3 separate regions of the Homo sapiens genome follow, and regions 1 and 3 are each linked to region 2. Evidence: chromatin contacts called from ENCODE Hi-C or POLR2A ChIA-PET data. All regions are on one chromosome and are shown on one strand. The core of a region is the stretch at or near the end of the contact, and the rest is flanking DNA. Distances in the headings are between cores, read along the strand shown. Region 1 has its middle 52 kb from the start of SLC22A16. Region 2 holds the start of REV3L (REV3 like, DNA directed polymerase zeta catalytic subunit). Region 3 has its middle 38 kb from the start of CCN6.

Region 1 (2,823 bases), core at 21-2,520, 950 kb after region 2:
CCTCTTGCCTACAGGGGGCTGCTTCTCTTGTGTGGCACATTTGCTTTCACTATTAATAACTGTATAGTTATTTTGCCATCCTATTCTAGTTGTGGACCAGTTGGAGCGGGGCATAGACATAATGCGTGAAGAAGGATGCTGACCCACAGCTATTCTTCCAGAAAAAGGCAGGCACCCCCAAAGTACAAGGGGAAGGGCACTTCCCCTTAGCCAGGTGGAGGCTGGCATGGAACATAAAGTCTTAGTTGAAATGGATATGGCAACCACAAGGAAACATGTGACTTTGCAAAGAGAGACAGATGGACAGTGACTCAGACAACTGTACCATACCAGAAGCACACCAGCTTCCTGAGCACAGAAACATCCATCTCCAGCCCAGCGATAGAAATGTTTGTAAAACAGTGTAACAAGATTCTGCCCAGTTTCCCACTAGGTGTCCGGGGAAATGGGTGGCTGGAGGATAAAGAGGAGGAGGAGGAGGAAACAGGCGCGTTCTGGCCAGTAATTCTCTCAAACGGGATGAGTATTGTTGCCAGCAGGACTTCTCAAAGGAAGGTATCTTAGTTCAGGCTGTCATAACAAAATGCCATAGACTAGGGGGCTTACAAACAACAGAAATTTATTTCTCACAGTTCTGGAGGCTGGTACCCCCAAGATCAAGGTGCCAGCTGGTTCGGTGTGTGGTTAGGGCCTTGATCCTCATAGATGGCCAAATTCTCACTGTAACCTCACAAGGCGGAAGGGGTGAGGGGTCTCTTGGGGCCTGTTTTATGGGGACACTAATCCCATTCATGAGGGCTTTTTACGACCTAACAACCTCCCAACGGCTCTGCCTCTTAATACCGTCATTTTGAGGGTTAGGATTTCAATATACGAATTTGAGGGGGACACAAATATTCAGGTCATAGCAGAGAGTGACTTCCATTTGTCAATGAAACCAGACTGTGTACGTATCACTCTTGCCATCCATACCATGGTTTGCATGTGATGTTGGGCAACAGGTTTATTTGGCTACATTCATGCCCACATCCACTAGACATGCACACTCTTCCCAAGGAGAGGGAAAAAAAAGCTAGAAACTGGTTATGTAACAATCATTAGTTTTATAGCTGAGTAAGTTATGAATAATAGTGCTTTCAGCGATTTCATTACCAATCTGCCCCCAGGAGCAAGATGAAGCTGATAAAATATTTATGGGCTAGTAAATTTTTTCTACTAATTTGCAAGGCTATAATAAAATCCATGAACTTGATGGCCTGCAGGAAACATAACAAGAACTAGGAATGTAGAGTAATTTGGAGCTAGAAAGCCTCTTAAGGCCCTACAGGAAATGACTCCCAGAAAGCAGATGAATCACAGTATTTTAAACAGAAAATAATGATGTTATGTTTGTACTTAACCAGTTATAGCCTGAGAACAATTTTCCACAAGGAAATTGTGGAAATTTCCTGCTCTCCATTATTTTTGCCTTAAGAAATAAAATTAATTCAAGTATATAAAAAACAATATTCAAATAAAAACAATTACTGGAACACAGTGTATCCTGTAATGAATATGAACTTTTAGGATTGTAATTGTTAAGAAACTACAGTATACACAGTCACATTGTGCCCTCTTGTGGCAGAAATATTGTTGTGCTCCGAGGACACGCCCTGGTGTATTTTATTCAGTAATTAATCAGGTTTGTTTGGGGGAAGTCAGTTCAAGTGAAAAGATGGTTTGCAGAAGGTAGTTGGCAAAGAGTTGTTTCTGGGGCACTCTAGAGGGTGCACACCTGGAAGGGGCCGTTCTTAGCCAGGGGAGCAGCTGTCAAAAGGTTTCCTGATGTTTTAACACATGCTAAGAAATACCCATCACAGAATGCTGCTTCAATTGTCTGTCTAATGTTACACTTGCTCATTTAAAATATTTTATTACTAGTTATCCTCATCTATAAATAACAGTAATTGCTATTATTTAGTGAAACAGGCAGTTGATGCACAGTATCTCATTTAATCTCAAAACTATAAGGTAATATAAGGAAACTGAAGATCGCAGATATTAACTAATGCTGTAGTTTACCTAACTAGTAAATGGAAGAGCTGGGATTTGATTTAACTTCCCATGTTTCCATAAGCCTATGCACTTTCCATTCTGCCAAGCTGACTCTCTAGACAAATATTTCCTGAATACTGAATACATGTGAGACTCTGTTGCTGGGTCCCCTGGAATTGACAAGGTGTAAGTAATATACTCCTATCCTTCAGGAACTTATGGCGTAAATAGGGAAATAAAAACATACACGCAAAAGAAACTGCCATACGAGGCAGCATACAAGGAATATCCATGTAGAACTTTTTTTTTTTTTTTTTTTTTGAGACGGAGTCTCGCTCTGTTGCCCAGGCTGGAGTGCAGTGGAGCGATCTTGGCTCACTGCAAGGTCCGCCTCCCGGATTCACGCCATTCTCCTGCCTCAGCCTACCGAGTAGCTGGGACTACAGGGGCCCGCCACCACGCCCAGCTAGTTTTTTGTATTTTTAAGTAGAGATGGGGTTTCACCATGTTAGCCAGGATGGTCTCGATCTCCTGACCTCGTGATCCACCCGTCTCGGCCTCCCAAAGTGCTGGGATTACAGGCATGAGCCACCGCGCCCGGCCATGTAGAACTATTTTTTAAACAAATACACAAAAGATCTGTATAGTCATGTACACTTCTCCCCTTCAGAGCAGTAGAGCTATATACTTTCTGCAGTTACTCTCCTATTGCTTTTGGATTTGAGTGTGAGCAGGACTTGTGGCTTGCTTCTAAGCCATAGAATACGGCAAAGCTGTTGGGATGTGTGT
Region 2 (2,976 bases), core at 27-2,526:
AGTCAGAGAGGAACCCCTTGTTTCCAATTTAATAGCCAAGCCAGCTGCATGTTACTACTCTTTAAAACAAAAATTCCCTAACTGCATCGCTTCACCCCCTCTCGATTTTTGAATAAAGTTGTTTATTCAAAACGGCCCTTCCCCACGGTGGTGCTTTTATGCCTTCGGGTAGTAAAACCTTCCATAACGTGTTAGTGAAAAACACGAGGAGGCCACGTCTAACGCGGTGACTTTCACAGGCCTTTTTCTTTGGCCAAAATTTTCTCGGAAAGACTGTTAATCCTACATTCCGCTGGGGGAGGAGCGACGAGGGAGGAGGGAGGTCACCGGCAGCTGACAAGTCCTTACATGTACTTGCGCGTGCCCGGGACGCAGCCTGCGGGGCCGAGGAAACCAACGAAGGATGTATTAGGACGAGAGGGAAGGAAGGGGGCGGGAGAAAAACACGGTAGTGGGAAATCCCTGTGCACTGGATCTGCCAACCCCTCGCAAAGCTGAGAAGAGCCGTGCGTGAATAAATCTCATTAAATGGCCCGGCGCAGACACTGCAGCAGCAAAGAGGAGGGGGCACCGCGGCTCGCGCGGCACGTTCGGGAAGGGGGAACGCCAGGGCGGCCCTTTTATAGGCCGAAGCCCGCGCCCGCGCGCCCCCACCCTTCGCACCGCCCCCGGGCCACGCGCGGAGCCGCGGCGTTACCTGAGAAGGGCCGGCTGCGTCCGCACCCGGCCCCGCCCGTTCCGCCGCCCGCCCGCCCTTCCCTCCCGCGAGGCCGCAGCGGCACGAGATCTGCGCCTCGCCTCCCTCCTCACGCGGGCGGATTTTCTTACCTTGTGAAAAACCGTCTCAGCGGCTGCCCCCGCCTCCTCTGCTGGATGTGAAATGGCGGTCGGCGAGGCAAGTGTGAGCATCGCAGCTCCTGCCAATCCTGCATAGCCGCCAAAACGGCCCCGAACACTGGCGCCCCCCTCCCGCAAGCCCCTCGGAGCCCATCCATGAGATCGGTGCTCCGCCGCCCCTTCCGCTGCCCCTCACCCAGGTGACCGTGCCCGCCAGCCGAGTCATCGATCCCGCGCGGGCGCTGCCGGCCGCCGGCCGCCTCCCTCGCCGCGTGCCCGGGGAGGGGGAGAAAGCCCCTTCTCGGCCCCCGCCCTCCGTGTCCCGCCCGGGCGCCCGCCCTCTCGCTCCTTTTCCCGCCGAGCCCCCTCCCCCGCACTACTCGCAGCCTCCCTTCGCCACACACACCCCCCTCTCCCCTCCCCCCAGTGGTTGCGTCCGTGACATCATCATCATGGCAACAAGAGCTGCAGCCTGGGACCGAGGAGCCCGTGTGATTCCCGGCGGTGGCGGCAGTGGCGGCAGCACCAGCACCGACGAAAGCTCGAGGGCTTCTCTCCTGCGGCCCCTTGCCGGGTGCTCCTGAGGAGGCGGCGGCAGCAGCGCCTACACCGCCCCGCCCGCCGCTCCTCGAGGTGCCTCTGTGTGAGGGGAGGGGGCCGTGCCGAGAAGGGGAGGGGGCGCCGCCGCCGCTGCGGAGGGAGCCGCCGCCGCTGCTGCTGCCGCTGCCGGGTCGCCAGTGAAGGGAGGCAGTGGCGGCGGCGGCGAACATGTTTTCAGTAAGGATAGTGACTGCAGACTACTACATGGCCAGCCCGCTGCAGGGGCTGGATACCTGCCAATCCCCCCTCACCCAGGCCCCTGTCAAGAAGGTGCCGGTGGTGCGAGTCTTCGGAGCGACCCCGGCAGGTAAGCGGGCGCCGGGCGCGGGGCGGGAGCGGGAGTCGGCGGGGCGCCGGGGCCGCCCTCCCCGCCGCGCACACGCGCACACGCCACCGGCGCCGGCCGTCTCCGTGGATCGCTGCCGCGTCTTCCCTCCCCTCCGCCCTCCTCGCCTTTTCTCTCGTGCGTGACAAGAGCCGCAAAAATGTGGGTCCGCGCGAGCGCTGCGCGGCGCCCCCACCCCCGGGCAGGGAGGTGGCGAGCGCCGCGTGTTTAGACTGCGTGTGGCGGCCGGGAGCGGGAGCCGCACTCCAGGGCGCGGGCCGGGAGAGCGAAAGCCGCGGGCGCCCCGGACGGCGGGCCAGGTGGCCGCGCCATGTCCATCGGTGGACGGGTTCGTAGGGCCTGCTCTGAGGTCGGTCGCTAGTGGGACATCCCTTGTGTCCCCCAAGTGCCGCTTTCTGGAAACGGGGAAGTGTCAGCCTTGTTGTCAGTCGCTCCCCATGGTCTCTTCTCACCCTCGCTCTCCTCTGCCAGTTCCGGAGATGCAGTGGGCCGGAGAGAGTGGCGCTTGGGGCCAGATAATCTTTCTCACTGGGGTGACCGTGTGGCTCTGCTGTGAGTGCAGGTCGTGACTCCTTAGAGTTTAGTGCCTGAGCGTCGGGGGACAGGGCAGCATCCTTAGGTGCAGTGCTTTCAGGAAATGTGCATCCATGGAAGTAGGAAATGCGTGTTTATGTTGCCCAACCTAAAACATCACACTTAATGGGGTGAATTTATTAGGAACCACAGCCAGACTCAGCAGCACAGACATTTTGAAATGCTCCTAGGCTGGGCTGTAGGATTGCGTTTTAAGTACAGGTATATATTTTTTAAACACAACTATGTTGAAGAAGGGATGGGAAGGGGAGACAGCCGTGACAGAAGGTACGTTCTCAAAAACTCCTGGGGCTTATGATAATATAAAAAAGATAGAGGCCCAGTTTACTAGGTGTTTTAAAATGGTTTTGCTTTTTTGCATGCTTTGAACTGCTTCCATGAAATAATGGAGTTCTAGGAAATAATGCATCTTAGGAAAGGTTGTTCTTCCCTCTAGCTATGAATTGCCCTATGGGATTTTAGATAGCATTTCCCACTTGATGCTCCTTGCCCTCATCACCATTCATCTTATTACTACAGTCAGTTTCTGTGGACTACCAAGATAATAGCGCTTTCCCAAACACAAGCACTCATTTTAAAGCAGTTATCTTTTAATGTGA
Region 3 (2,883 bases), core at 266-2,765, 530 kb before region 2:
GGAAATATAAAAGATTAAATTCAAGCAGAGAGTGGAGGAGAAAGTATTCTTTAAAGCTCCTCAAGAAACACCCTCATTGTTTCACTTTCAAAAAGACACTTTCTGTCTTGAGTTGGGAATTCAGTGGGCATTGCACTCAGAACTCGGGCCTCAATGGGAGATGCTAATCCACGAAGGATAGAGCTTGGGAGGACAATCATAGCTTAGGTCTAGGACAGGGCACCTGATGGTGGTCAGCCTAGCATACATCTCCTTCCTTCTGGTAATTTTCTACAGGAGAGCTATTCCTTTTCCAGTCTCACTCCATAAAGCCAATAGTGCTGTGTCTTACCTTCCACCATGATGGGATCAGCAATGGGAATATGAACCAAATCATTCCAGTGAGACTCAGTTGCTAGACTTTGCTCTCTTTTCGCCAAGGTTGTGAGCCAATGAGAGTGAGCCTGGAGAGCTCATGAGCGTCAGGAAAGCCTGCCTGAAAGCACAGAGGAAAAGTGAGCTGAGAAATGGAGCACTACAGGTGCCTGATCATGTAGTGTGAGCACCTGGACTCAGCCTTTCCTGAAGCTAGACTGCCCTGGACATTTCGGTGACATGAGCCAATAAATTCCGTTTTGTGCATAAGTCATTCTGTCACTTTCAGTCATGCACTCAGTAAGGTGGACTGCTGGCTCCCACTCACATAGCTTGGGTGACATCACTGTGTGGTAGAAGCAGACCTGAGTATGAATGTATGAGGAAAGGAGATGGGGAGCTGGGGGCTCACAGAGCCCGGGGGAGGTGACTGCTAGGCATCTGGGCCTCATCTCTCTGGTGTGATTCCAGCCTCACTCTGTGATAATAAAGCTCCCAAGGGGTCTTAAGTTGGTAAAACTGAGATGGTCTTGGGACCTAACTAAGGATTACTCATGGCACCTTTATCTTAAACTTTGACAGCTTAAAGAAGCAAATGTGCCTAAGTATGTGTAATATACATGAACATATATAGGCACATATGTACATATAATTACTAATAGGAAAGCAGTCTTCTTATGTATTAGTAAGAAGATTTATCCTACTGACAGGCAAAACCCACATAAGAAAATTCAGGTTTATTAATTGATAAATTAGGGAGTAGTTATTTATTTGTTAAGGATTACACAGGATGCCAATGAAAAAATTATAGGGCAGACAAGGCCCTTGCCTAAGATTAGGAGAAACAATTCTCAGAGGGAGAGGATCATGGCCTGGCAAGACACCCCAAAGGATGTTTAATACAATATGGAAAATGCAATTTAAACATGCAAATTAAAACAAAAATGTGCATCAAATCAAAACCATGAGCATTGTGGGAACATACAATGCTGGAAATAGGCGAATGAGAAAGGTTCTTATGAACGGCCCCAAGCAGGAAAGCTGACTGTGAATGACTAAACGGAACTATGAAAAGTTTGATATCCCCTGTGTCAGTGTTTAGGGAAAGTCCCCTAGGGTGGAGGCCAGGGCTTGGGAAATTCTGATGCGTGGGAAGAGCGAGCATGATGGCTCCTGTCCTTGTGGATGGTTCAGAACAGCTCCGCAGATGAGCTGTTCCCCCAGATCTGTCACAGACATTGCCCCCATTCAGGCTATCTTGGACTCCTTGCCCCACAGCCAATCCATCTAATCCTTTTAGCTTCACCTTCAAATATATATAGACTCTAACTCATTCTCATGCTTTGGTCCTGGGACGGCATCAGCCCCTGCGAGGGCTGCTGTGTCTCTTGACTGGTCTCCTTGCTTCCACCCGGGCCCTCCTACAGTCTCTTCCATCGACAAGAGAGTGAGCCTTTAAAAACACAAGTCAGACCCTGCCAGTCCTCAGCTAGAAACTTCTCCATCTTCCCCAGAAAAAACCATAGTCTTACCACAGCCCACAAGGCCCTCTGCTCTGTACTCCATGGCCCATTCCCCCATCACCTCTCCGGCCTCATCGACTCCTACTCTTCCCCTGTCGCTCTGCCAGCCTTCCAGCCCTTCCTACACCTCCTTGAACTTCTCAGGGTACTTCAAAAATGCCAGGGTGAATCACTTCAGGACCTTTCACTTGCCTTTCCCTTTCTTAGAACATTCTTCCCCTGGATACCTGCAGGCTACATCCCTCATCTCCTGTGGGGCTTTGATCAGAAGCCTGCCATCAGCGAAGCCTTCTCTGACCACAGTATTTACAATTACAAACTCCCCGCAAGTACACCTACATTCAGAGTGTTAGGAAGGAAAAAGTAATTTGATCTTTAAAAAGAAAGGAAAAGCTGGACAACTAGGGAGGTTTAGGTGGGAAGATCACTTAAGCCCGGGAGTTTGAGTTCAACCTGGGCAACATAGCAAGACTATTTATAAAAAAAAATAAAATAAAAATTTTAATTCAAATACTCAGCATTCCTGTTTCCATTCCCAGCTTCATTTCTCTTTATAGCTTTATCACCATCAAACATATGCAAAAGCAAAGTTCTTAAAGTTTATTCTGAGCACATACCAATGTTCAACGTTTTAGTCAACTTATTAATAAGGAAACCAGAAGAAAGACAAGAGCTGATTCAAAGAGCATCCAAATAAACGACTTATGTAGTCAATCTGGGTAAAGGATATTGACATAAGATTGCTAAATTAGATACAAGAGTAATTAATGTTCTACAGGACAATACAACTGTAACTTCAAATTATCTTATTTACCAGGACCACCCCCAACCCCCATGCACACACAACAAAAGCAAGACATTATTACCTCATATCAGTTTTTTGCAGTTTAACCTCCAAATTTATAGGTGGTTAAACATCTGGTCCCTTGTTAGTTAAACAAAGTTATATCCCCTTGAGAATCAGAGGATAGTCAGGAGCTGTTTATAAAATGTTCTATCATCAGAT

Evidence for each region. Hi-C counts contacts between places; a loop is a spot of excess contacts on that map. ChIA-PET counts read pairs that join two places held with the same protein, here RNA polymerase II (POLR2A). Pooled maps may share reads with other maps.
Region 1: a pooled map shows a loop between it and region 2 (5-fold over the local background). The contact joins the enhancer-like site here to the promoter of REV3L in region 2. A Hi-C loop is called at or near these places in 1 of 37 single-sample maps with no recorded cell type and 9 of 50 pooled maps. POLR2A ChIA-PET finds 5 or more read pairs at or near these places in 1 of 52 experiments (activated naive CD4-positive, alpha-beta T cell).
Region 3: a pooled map shows a loop between it and region 2 (7-fold over the local background). The contact joins the enhancer-like site here to the promoter of REV3L in region 2. A Hi-C loop is called at or near these places in 1 of 168 maps with a recorded cell type or tissue (naive thymus-derived CD4-positive, alpha-beta T cell) and 10 of 50 pooled maps. POLR2A ChIA-PET finds 5 or more read pairs at or near these places in 7 of 52 experiments (A549, AG04450, GM10248 and 4 more).

Annotation. Positions count from the first base shown.
Region 1 is chr6:110,527,043-110,529,865 of GRCh38, reverse strand. No RefSeq gene overlaps it. Among named protein-coding and RNA genes, the nearest start is that of SLC22A16, 52 kb to the right of the region's middle. Within about 2 kb of position 1,270, at least 9 of the 41 ENCODE cell types and tissues checked have a DNase peak (open chromatin) inside an H3K27ac peak, as active enhancers do.
Region 2 is chr6:111,481,518-111,484,493 of GRCh38, reverse strand. REV3L (REV3 like, DNA directed polymerase zeta catalytic subunit) reads left to right here and starts at 1,276. Exons shown (of 32, transcript NM_001372078.1): 1 at 1,276-1,744. The coding sequence starts at 1,606. It also overlaps TRAF3IP2-AS1. RefSeq lists enhancers at 130-489, 2,330-2,389 and silencers at 560-949, 990-1,219, 1,390-1,689, 1,750-1,819, 1,880-1,959.
Region 3 is chr6:112,015,128-112,018,010 of GRCh38, reverse strand. No RefSeq gene overlaps it. Among named protein-coding and RNA genes, the nearest start is that of CCN6, 38 kb to the left of the region's middle. Within about 2 kb of position 1,515, at least 5 of the 41 ENCODE cell types and tissues checked have a DNase peak (open chromatin) inside an H3K27ac peak, as active enhancers do.